Regions from separate parts of the Homo sapiens genome. Here regions 2 and 3 are each linked to region 1. A link is a contact called in ENCODE Hi-C data. All regions are on one chromosome and are shown on one strand. Each heading gives the region's core, a stretch centred on a gene start or an enhancer-like site at or near the end of the contact. The rest is flanking DNA. Distances are from core to core; before and after follow the strand shown. Region 1 holds the start of LINC01780 (long intergenic non-protein coding RNA 1780). Region 2 overlaps TBX15 (T-box transcription factor 15). Region 3 holds the start of TBX15 (T-box transcription factor 15).

Evidence for each region. Hi-C counts contacts between places; a loop is a spot of excess contacts on that map. Pooled maps may share reads with other maps.
Region 2: a map with no recorded cell type shows a loop between it and region 1 (3-fold over the local background). The contact joins the enhancer-like site here to the promoter of LINC01780 in region 1. A Hi-C loop is called at or near these places in 7 of 37 single-sample maps with no recorded cell type and 3 of 50 pooled maps.
Region 3: a loop to region 1 is called in a map with no recorded cell type, with 4 times the contacts of the local background. The contact joins the promoter of TBX15 here to the promoter of LINC01780 in region 1. A Hi-C loop is called at or near these places in 1 of 37 single-sample maps with no recorded cell type.

What each region holds. Positions count from the first base shown.
Region 1 is chr1:119,326,455-119,330,241 of GRCh38, reverse strand. It overlaps LINC01780 (long intergenic non-protein coding RNA 1780), which reads right to left and starts at 1,990. Exons shown (of 4, transcript NR_146623.1): 1 at 1,955-1,990; 2 at 1,453-1,498. RefSeq lists enhancers at 2,329-2,408, 1,684-2,545, 2,546-3,406, 3,407-3,787.
Region 2 is chr1:118,912,370-118,916,156 of GRCh38, reverse strand. TBX15 (T-box transcription factor 15) reads left to right here. Exons shown (of 8, transcript NM_001330677.2): 6 at 1,978-2,042. Among named protein-coding and RNA genes, the nearest start is that of TBX15, 74 kb to the left of the region's middle. Within about 2 kb of position 1,681, at least 2 of the 41 ENCODE cell types and tissues checked have a DNase peak (open chromatin) inside an H3K27ac peak, as active enhancers do.
Region 3 is chr1:118,985,806-118,989,592 of GRCh38, reverse strand. It overlaps TBX15 (T-box transcription factor 15), which reads left to right and starts at 1,250. Exons shown (of 8, transcript NM_001330677.2): 1 at 1,250-2,002. The coding sequence starts at 1,798. RefSeq lists enhancers at 1,317-1,849, 1,850-2,383, 3,703-3,787.

The DNA of each region.
Region 1 (3,787 bases), core at 741-3,240:
CACGTCATCCTTAGTTCCGCTAATCCAAGTCAGCCTCACTTGAAAGCCTGTGTCTTAAACATTCTGCTTGCTCTATAGCCTTCCTTTCTAGGGGAGGGGAAGCTTGATGCCTCTGTAAAGTTGGGCTCATGAACTGGCTCTAGGATGCCCCTTGCAGCTGGGCTCATGAAGAGTCTTCCAGGCTGGCTTCTGCAGATGCCTGTACCCTCAAGTCAAACATGAAGCTATTTTCCTGGCTCATCTCCCGGCCCCGGGTCTTTTCTCTGGTTTTGTTGGGATGCTGCTGAGTGAGAATTGCAGGATACCCAAGAATTTGCCAGAACTGAGGGTGCCTTCACACTTCTCCTAAATCACCTTCTTTTTGGACTATACTTGGTGTGGTCCAAGAGGAATGGGTTCGACAAAGATGAGGAGGGTCGTTGTGTTCACACACTCATGAATATCAAAGAAGAGGCACCAGCTAAGTCTTCTGGGAAAATTTCCAAACTGACACTGCAGTGAAGGAACAGCTGCAATCCCTGCACCTCCCGTTCTGCTCAGACTAGCACAATAGCCTTCACCGAGAGTCTGCTCAGAGACAAGCCTGTATGGAGTGTTGGGTGCCAGGGTATCTAAGACCTTGGCCTATCCCTGCCAGGGATGGAATGGCAGATACAGCAATGAAGCCTCCAGTGGGAGGATCTGAGGCAACTCCAGGGCTGCTGTTGGGCACCTGCAGAAAATATCCTGCTGTTGGCAGGGCCTGACCACCTGCTGTCCCTTTACTCACTCTAAGGCCCAAGACAGACACAGGTATCTCTTAAAGGCCCTTCCAGCTAAAAGATTTAAAATCATCTCCTAATCCTTCATCTTGTAAAGAAGGAGTGTCATTAGCTATGTGAGTGGATGGGCCTAGAATATCCAGATGAGTGCTCATTGGAAACCACTTCACCCTCATAAAGCCATGTGAGAGAAGTAGCCCTACCTCCATTTCAGAAAAGAAAGTAACTCAGAGAGATGAACTGATGAGCCCTAATCATACAGTTTGTAAATGGCAGAGCGGGGAATCCATAGCTCTGGATGCCAGATTTCAACAATGAGCTCCGAGGGAGGCCTGGCAGGGAAAGACAAGTTACAGAAGGGCAGATGAGGGCCGGGCCTCCCATTCGGTTGTGCAGGCTGATCCCTGTACTTAAAACCTTGTAGGGACTGAAATTCAGCCTGGGTTCTGCTCCCCATGCCATGAGTCCCAGCAAGGTACTGAGCCCTCCAGGGAAGACTCTAATATGCACAGAAGAGCACTGGGGGCTAGTGCTGCCCTGCTTGTGGGTGTGCAGGTAGTGAAGTCAGGTGTGGGGAGGGATAGCAGATCCACTTCTATCTGGATGATGCTGGCAGGGTTATGGACTGACCTTATGACTACCCCCTTCATACTGTACGTTTTGCTGTTGTTGCTTTGAGTGTTCTCCTTACCTCTTCAGCCACTCCTCTTCATCACTGAACACCTTTATGAGGTCATCTAGCAGGACATTTAATCAGCAAATGTTTTTTCCAAGACCAGGTCAGGAGATGAAAAAAGAGGGAAGATGAGAGACAAGAGCATATCGATGCTTTAAATTAAATTTATCTCCTAATTTGGCTCATAATTTAATTAATCCTAATTTAATTAAATGTATCTTCTAATTTAAAAAGCCTATCAATATCCCAATTTGGAATATTTACAAAATTTTTGCATACAAAATGTAGAGTTAGCCCATTTCCAAAGATGATGACAGAATGGAGTTTTAGGACAGAGTAACAAGCACATATTTCAAATATTGCGGGCCCAAGAATAAGCTTGCACTTTAATTGAAGACAGAACAATTAGTGACAGATGAGCTCCAATTCATCAAATTGGTCAAAATCTTAAAACTCCCATTGACATGGGGTACAAATGCAGTTTATATCTCTGTTTTTCAAGCCCTTCCCCACCTACCTCGTGAACAGTAAACCCAAGGTCCTCTTCTTTGCCTCCATCCTTACTCTGAATTGTCTGTGAATTCAGGGACTTACAGTTTCAAGATATAAGACCTGGAGTCTGACCGGTAGACTAAACATCCACTCCAGGCCCCTGCTAACCCCGAGGAAGAAGCCTGGAGGTAGAGGGAGGAGAAATGAGAACAACTCAGGCCGGTGGCCAAGGTGAGGCCTGCGGGTAGGGGGCGCAGTGCCTGGCACACGAATGGCACTTAATTTTCTGAATAAATAACTGATTACTTGGTTCATCTCTGGGAACATTGAGTTTGCTATTGAGTTGCCCCATCAAACTCTTGGTCCACAGGTCAATCCCCAGCTTCAATATCTCACCCCACGATCGACCTCTTTCGCTGAAGTCAGGAGTGACAGCAATTAACTCCTCCGCTGCACCGTCCCCAGGGCCAGATGCCACGTGAGAGACCCCAGGCTGGAGCGAGAACGTGAGGGCCCGGCGCTCCGGGGCAGGGCGGAGGGATAGCGACCTGGGGCATCCGCTGTTTGCAGGCCCGGCTAGGGCGGCTGCCAGCCACGGGGGAGAGGCGCTGGCAAGAGCCAGAGAGGATCCCCTGCAAGAAATATATCGCGTGCTGACACTTTTACGACCCGGGCCGGCTTACAGTACACAGGCCGGTGCACAGCTCCGCTTTCCTCTGCCCAGCTTGACATCACATGCTCGCCCCGGGGCTGCCACTTGGAGTCAGGAAAGCCCATATATTTCCCTCCTCAGATAGGCCTAGTGGTTCTCGTCAGGTGCAGAAAGCCAATAAATCACCAGCGAAGTCTCCATGTATCTATCAGTCAGGAGCTTGTCATCCTCCAGCCTTGATCCACATGAAAGCCGGGAGCAGGAGGGGCGGGGTGCGGGGAGGGGGGCGCGGTGGGGGCGGGGCGCGGTCGGGCCTCGGACACCTGGCAGGGAGCTAGCGGGAGGGCTTGGGGAATCTGCAAATGTTCACAGTTCCAAGGGACCGCGGGGGAAATTTACACCTCCTCCCCCTACTGCTTGTGCTTCCTTTCGCTTTGAAGTTCTGTGGCTCCGCACTGGAGTTGGGGAGGCAAGTCCTCCAGCCTCGGGCTTTTAATATTCACATCACGTCCTCTTTGCAGCTACTTTGGGAGGATTGAAAGCTACAAAGGACGTTTGGGTGACCTCCCCACAACACAAGGTGGGGTGGGGGGTTTCAACCCACACTGCCCCATCTTGAATCGCCATGGATGACCAAGTAGTTGAAACACGACGGGGGACTTAGGTGCCAGTCCTTCTAGGCAGAAGGGCCCTCTTGGGTAAGTCCCTTTTCAGTCCTTAGTGTCTTCCAGATAGCAGTATAGTATCTGTGGAATCCGATGGACCTTGGTTTAAATCCCACCTCTGCCACGTTCACCTTTTGGATTTAGTACATTTACTTATAGCTTCACTTTCAATTTCCCCATGTCTAAATTGGAATACAAGTCTCTAGTTCGCAGAATTGGTGTGGGAATTAAATGCGGCATATGTAGCAAGTGCTCAGCACTGCATTTCATATAGTAAAATCATGGAAAGGAGATAGTTGCATTTTAATTATTTTCCTGATCTATGAAATGTTGATTTGGGACTAAGGCCATTCTAGCTTTCAGCTGCTTGCCCTGAGCCAATAGTGCAGCTTGGGCACTGGGCGCTACGGCTGCACGGCTCCCACTCTGCCAGGAAGGCCTGACCTCATGCTGCCATTTACCATGAGGCTCCTGAGCATCATAGGTCGGCGAGGTCTGGCTCTGCTTTTGATGAGTGCCTTTCTTTGGAGCCATTCAGGGG
Region 2 (3,787 bases), core at 432-2,931, 410 kb after region 1:
GGAAAAATGGATGACACACAGCTATACACTGGCTGTACACCATTCTGTCACCTGTGTTGCTTGTCACACTGCTTTGCACACAGAAGGCACTTGATGATAAATGATAAGTGGCACAACCACTCTCTTCATAAAGCTCCCTAATTCTCACATTAAAAGCTTTAAAACAAGTGTACAGATATTGTTTTTTTCTAACACTTGAGACATTTGCTATTAAATTTCCATGCATACCCATTGGCCTGGGATCCAATGAGCTGTGGGAAATATATTTTTAACCATTTCCCCCGGGCCCATGAAGTAGAGTGCTGTTATATTTACAGGGGTCTGTGGAGACCCCCAAAACATGGTATCACAGTCATGTGTCAGAAATCCCTATCATAAATGAGTTGGACAGGATAAACCAACTTGAAAGAGAAAATAAAATATTATAACTCCAACTTGAAAAGAAAATATGGTGCATGGTTTATTGCTGTGGATTATGGAGGAAGAAAGAACTGATTTTCGGTCAAACACAGAAAAGCAGTGACACTCTTTAAACTCAATACAGTATTCATATGGCAGACACTCGACTTTAGAAAGCCAAACCTTTAGACTCCTGCTATGGTCTATAAAATACATGTAAAATTGCTTTTGCTACATTGTTGGTGCTGCATAATTAGTGTGCAATTTTAAAGGCAAGGAATATTTAGGAAGAAAATAACCTTGAAGCCTGGAAGACTCTTTCAAGTCAGAGTCTGTTTGTCAGAATCTCACATTGCTTTGAAAGACCTTTAAAGACTGCGGTCTTGGGAAATTCCACTCTGATAAAATGAGGTGAAAGAGAACTAGGAAAGATTTGCAATGTAGGAAACAACTTTAGCTGTCCTAGTGATACGTTCTACAATTATCAAAAATATGAAGATGGTCTTAAATAATGAGATTCCCTTATTTCTAGAATCACCTTGCATTGGGAGTGCCTTCCTTCCTTCCTGAGCTCCCTAGCACCTATGCCTAAGTCTCCATTGCTTGCATGTAGTGAGTCATTAACAATTCAGACACAAAGGTACCAAGGCTGAAAGTGGAAACACTAGAGTGCATGTGACATATGTTGTTCAGGCTTGTTCTAGTCTACAGGCATGAGGGCAATATATACAACCATGGCAGGGTTTGCCAGAACTAAGATAGGATGCAATGGATGGGGACTTATGCATTGAGTGGGGGTTGAACCACATGGCCCCTGAGGACCAAGCTGGTGACACAATTGGATGTGCTAGCTTGGTCAGCCTTATGAAACTGGCTCTTTGTTTCTGATTTGCTTGTGAGTCTTGGAGACTGGATAACATGTACTGCATCCTGCCCCATTCAGTCTCACATTGTAGATTTTCCTTTGGGTAAGACCCTGGCAAAAGTCTGCTTTTTCTGTCTTCTACATGAACATTTCAAGTCATTAAATGAATAATTTCTAGTGGTAGGAAAGGCATGCCTTCAGTGAAATGGCAAATGCAGTCAATTTTTTGGGTCTTTCAGGCTAAGGCAGATTGTCTTGTGGTCTGATTCCACCTAACTGAATTGACTGAGTCCATTATTAATTATTAACTCACTTACACATCATTTGTTTACTCACTCATTCAACAAGCATTTTTTAAGTGCCTCCCGTGTGTCATGTACCATGGACGTGACCATTGACCAATTTTCCATTTCAATATCTGTCTAGGCAAGTGATTTACCACCACTCTGGGGCAAGGAAGGTGAGTAGGAGAGAGTTTTTAGAGTCACATACTGGGCAAATTTTAGTTTTTATAGAGAAGTGAGTCGGGTGGGTCAGACATCTGTGTGCCAGGCCAAGTTCTATATCCAGCTTCAAATTAAATCTTGAGCTGAAAGGAAATTAAATAAAAGCAACAACTGTTATTAAAAAAGTGATTTTTGTAATTTTCTAGGAGTACTAAGAAAGAAATCAGTTAATATAAAAGCAATTCATACTTATTTGTTTGTTTCCAGATTACCAGATTAAAAATTGACCGAAACCCTTTTGCTAAAGGATTCAGAGATTCTGGGAGAAACAGGTAAGAATCACTGGGGAAGAGGCACTTCTTTTCTATGTGACATTACTTCCCTCACATCCTGCTGATGGTTGATGGCTCCTGCCTTTTAGAAAACACCTGTATGCTCCGCCACTGTGTACACTTCGGCAAAGAGAAATGGATAGCTAACGTAAGAATCAAATTCTTTGTTGCATAGTCTAAATCACCAGATCAAATCCCTCATGCTGTTTTCTTCCCCACATCATATTTAGTAATTGAGTCACTTAAAACAAATTTTATGGTAATTTATTATCATTAAAAGATTGCCATTTTTCTCTGATAAGTATCTATAGGTGGCTTCAGCACCTGCAGTGATATCTCATATATTTCTCATTCCCAGGAAACAAGGAGTTGTAGACAAATAACATTTTTTCAGAAAATTACTACCTTAAGAGCTAAAACAGTGTGAAAAAAAATGTAACTGTTTTTCTCCTGGGAAATAGTTCCAAAATATATCAGATGCTTCCTGCTTTAGAAAAGAGAGTTTACAGAACACCCCTTTCTTGATGACTTAGCCTCAGTCACTATGACTAGGTTATTATATAGTGAATCTCTTATTGCTGAAGTTTATAGGACCATTTGCTCCTGCTATAAATGTCCTTAGAGACTGTGTCATTTCTCTTGTTGATACTTCTTTCTTTTCTCGAAATTCTTTCTCACTCCTCCTATATAAAATTAAAAGCTGTTACCTATGGAAAGTTAGGAGAGAATCAAAATGGGTAGGGAAACCAGCTATATCTAAGATTATTCAATCAGAAAATTTCATCTTGTATAGACAGTATTGAATCCACAAATGTGACACATCTGTCTCATAAGTGCGTAGGCTTTGCAATGACTGTTTATTTTAATAGATTTTTTTTTTTTATAGTTTGAGGGCATTTATTTACATTCAAATGACAGATTACCAGGGGTTATCTTTGGTATTCTGTCTGTAAGAATTTTCAAATAAACCAAAAACTTTTATTTCAAACCATTTTGTGAAATGTGCAGTACATTATATTAAAATCCAGATTTATGCTAAAAATCAGTTATGGCAATCATTTTCTTTACAAAATGACTTATGAATCACTTCTCTACTAAACTTATGTATATTTAAAATATATTTAGATTTGAATAAAATGGTATTCACCTCAGAATTTTTAAAAATTGTATGTACTGAGAAAAGTAAAAATCACTCAAAATTCCAGCTTGTAGACAACAAAATTGAGCAATATATTTTTGGTCAAGCAACTACTTGTTAGTGGTAGAGCGTAGTAGAACTCAGGCTTATGGACTACATGTCAAATGCTCTCCTTTTGATCATTCTTTGTTTATAACAAGACAAAGGCCGTCATTTTCAAAATTTAGCCAGTGAGGAATGAATACCTACTACTTTCATTTCAGATGGCCCATCCTCTTCCTTCCCATTAGCTTATTTTACATGTCCAGGTCAGCAGAATGTGCTTGCAAGCCATTTCCTATTGCCTTTTTTTCCAAGGTTCTGCACTATGGGCTAACAGAAGACCTTGTTAGTGATAAGGAGATCAAAAATGAAGCTAGCCTTTTGTAAAGAAGCCTCTAGACCTGTCTTGGTGGTGATTCTTTGGGGCAGGACTTTCATGACAGGCTATTTCTGGAGGTAGGCCATGGCATGCAAGGGCTTTTAAGACCTTCAGCTTGAAGTACATGGATAGATTTTTCAGGGGTTCCAGATATTGTAGGTAAAATTGTGTTTGAATGAATAGATG
Region 3 (3,787 bases), core at 1-2,500, 340 kb after region 1:
GGCCTCTCAGTCTGTCCCCCGCCCCCGGGACCCAGCTCTTTCCGGCTTCTTTGCAAAAGGATAGAACCGTCTCGACCAGGGCACTAGGACTGGAAGATCGGGCTGTGTCTAGGCCGCTGTCCGCGAAATCCGAGACGTTTTTTCAGCTTGGCTAGGACCGACTTCGCTGCCGGTTTGAGCTTTCTCTGCACTCGGGGGTCTCCTGCCGTCCTCGACCGGTGGCGTAACTTGGGAAGAGGTGTGGGAATTAAGAATGGCCAGGAGCGTTGGATTTTTTAATTCCTTAGAAATCCATGTTGAATGCAGTCCTTAGAGATCGCAAAAGGCAGGGGGCGGCCAGGGGGGAGATCAGCTGGCCGGGAAAGCCATGGTCTTGAGGTAACGGGATTTGCAGGGAATTTTGAAAAAGCTCCTTCTCTTCTGTTAAAGTTCCTAGCTGTTCTTGCCTGTCACCTCTCCATAGGTTCTCTGCAACAAGAGCCCGGAACAGGCGAAGCGCAGCCCAGCGTTCGGGCCGTAGGGAAAGAGAGTATTTGCGGCGTGAGGGGGCCCAGCTGGAATACGCCTGAGGAGCTCGCCCTAAACCCCGCGCTCCGCCGCCCGCCCCTTGCTCTCAAGGCGCCTGTGTCTCCTTCTCCACCAGGTAGAGCTGGAAGGAGGAAGCGGTCTTTGAATTTTCAGTTACAAGACCCTGGTTAGTAACAGGGCTTTCTGTTTGCTTGTTTGTTTGTTTCCTTTTGCCTTACCCAGATTTGCTTAGAAAACGTTCAGTAGGAACATTAAAACCTGTGTGGCGAAATCCAGGAGGAACCAGAATATTCTAAAGCACCTAGGGGCTGACGCGAAATTATCAGAATCGTTTTCTGGCATTTTGGACAGGTTAACATTTTGTCAGAGCCCCAAAATTCCAGATCTGCAACTAAAGTGACTCTGGACTTGCAGCGTCTATGAGACCAGCAGATCTGGAAGAAAAACGTATGGATTTGGGATTTGCAGGAGTTTGTAAAGGCGCAGATCAGACCTCAACTTTCAACTGTCCTACCTCCCTCTTGGAGTAACCCATGGGGAAACCGGGAAGCCAGGGGTTAAAGTCGGCCCAGGAGCATCCAGGGGACGACTGGCGCTGCGCTTTGGCCCGGGCCTCAGTCTCTCCCTTCCTCTCATTGGTTCGCGCTCTCGGAGTTTCTCTTGTTCCCTCCTCGCTATTGGTTGGGGGCTGGCTTTTTTCCCCCTCAGTCTTTTTCTTCCTCCCCCTCCCTCTCCCTCACCCCTCGGACAGGAGCGCACCGCCTGCCCCCTGTTCCTCGGGAAGGGAGGAATTTAGCGGAAAAAAAAGTTTCCCAGAAGTTTGGATCACAGGGAGGACGGGAAGGCAGAGAGGAAGAGAGAGAGAGGGGGAGGAGAGAAAAAGAGAGGGAGGGGAGAGAGAGAGAGAGAGAGAGAGGAGAGAGAATAATAATAATAACAAAAACAAGATGAAGTTCAGTGGACACAGTCTGTGAGCGCCTGCCCCGGTGGGTGGGAAGCAGGACTCGGGCGCTCATGCAGCGAGCGGGCGGCGCTCGGGGCGCTAGTTCCTAGCAGCTGGGCCAGCGTAGGGGCGCAGGTCGGATCCGGCAGAGGAGGGCGGAGGAGGACGCAGGGGGAGGGTGGAGAGACCCGCGAGCCGCAGTCTCAGCCTCGTCCGACGCGCCTCCGCCTCTCCCGGGCCGGGCCCGGTGGGCGCTCAGAGCTTGAGGGCGCCGGCTGCTCCCTCGGTAGCGGGGGCAAGCGGAGGCAGGGGTGTGGGCGGCTAAAATGAGTGAAAGGAGAAGATCTGCAGTCGCCCTGAGCTCGCGAGCACATGCCTTCTCCGTTGAAGCCTTGATCGGCTCAAATAAAAAACGGAAACTGCGAGACTGGGAGGAGAAGGGGCTGGACCTGTCTATGGAGGCGCTGAGCCCCGCGGGCCCACTCGGAGACACGGAGGACGCGGCGGCACACGGCCTGGAGCCTCACCCGGGTGAGTGCGTCGCAGCCGACCGCGGGAGGCGGGCGGAGAGGGGACGCCGAAGGGCCAGTCGCCGGTCGCGGGTGAGGAGCTAGGCCCTGCCATTGACGCCCTGCCTTGCCCCAACATAGGTTTCTGTTTCTTCGCGCAAATGCCCTGAGCCTCCCTAAATTCACCGGAACCAATTTTTGGGGCTGGACTGAGCCTTGCATTTTCGTCGCCAGCCTAAGCAAGGAGTCCTGTTTGTTTGCATTTCTTTTTCTTTTGGGTGGAGAGCGCAGCTTTCTGGGTGTCCGTGGATGAAGGGCTGCCGGTCCCTGGGATTGGGAGGGGCGCGGGCCGAAGGCAACGGCGGGAGCCGAGATCTAGGACTCGCTTCTGAGAACTCGGGAGGACTGGCGCGGCGTTCTCCAATCCAATACCTCAGTCTTCGGGGAATGACCAGTTGTCTCATTTAGCCTTCAACCTCGTCCTTGCCTTTCTCCCACCAACTTTTCGATGGTGGAACATAATTATATTTCTACTCCTTTGGCGTTTACGGAAACAAGAATGGATGTTAGACCCCTTACTCCTTGGGTCACTCTTCAGGGCCCACATCTCTGTGTATTTAGGGTGTGGGTACGATTGATTTGTGTCTCAGATCCTACAGTAACCCATGTATATTATGTGCACGGAACATGTAAAAAGCAGGGGGGATGTCATGTCTGTATTTTAACAGAACCCTAGGAGGGGAGAAGCCAACTTTAACGTTTTGTGTTAAGTGCCAAGATTTCAACTGTGCAAAAACAGCCCGGGGGAACAGCTGTTGTCGGAAGAATCTTGAGTGTGCGCGCGCGCACATACAACGCTCGCAACTTGGTTTAGCGGTTTCAGAAGCTTTCCAGCCCGGACTTCTAAAACCATGCTGGAAGGTGCTCCTGCTGAACAGCCAGAGCTGGGGAGTAGACCCCGCTTCACACGCTGACAAGCCCGGGGAGGGGGCAGCGGCCTGCACTGGGATAGAGACGGTCTGGGGCTCAGGAGCTTGGGGATCTCAGCCACAAAGCTGTCCAACTCAGAGGAGGGACAGCTGTCGCTTACATTTTCTCTTTAGGCAGTGACAGTTCAATTTCCATGCTCCCGAGGCTAATAATAATGCGATTAGCGGGTGACCTGCAGAGATAGAGTTTTATGAATTCTCCGTGTTTTTGTGGCCCGTTACGGTATTTGAGTTTAGTGCTGGGGAATTATTTTTATTAGTCGATGAAAAGAAAATTAAAAGGAGATTTATTTCGACCGTCCAAGCCTTTTCCTGTATTTGAATGCAAGTGCTTGTCCACGCGGACCCCTGCGTGGGCATTCCAGAAAGGCACCCAGGGCTACTGTGTGTTTCCCTTCGCTGGCCAGACCCTATTTCCTCAGCTCATTTATCTATTGTCAAAATCTCGCGTGGGCCTTCATACAGTTAGAAGTTCTTGCAGGGGTTATGACGCCTTAGAATTTGTAAGGTTCTTTTATTTTCCCCACGGCGGAAAAAACAGAAGTTGTTTAGCTGCGCGTGGCAGACGTCCTGTCCCGGGGAAGTTTTCTCTTGGGAGGCCCCAGATCGCACGGAGCCCGTCTAGGGCCTTATGTTCAAATGGGTAATACATGGGGTCATAATTAGAGATTCAGATCAGAGTTTGCTCTTTCTGCCGTTCTCCTTAGCCTGAGCTCCATTCAGGAGGCAGAAGAGAGAAAACTTAGGGAATGAGGCAAAAAGAAACCATTCCAGAGCGTGAACCTGGGGAGCTAAGCTCATGAATTCTATTTACTCGC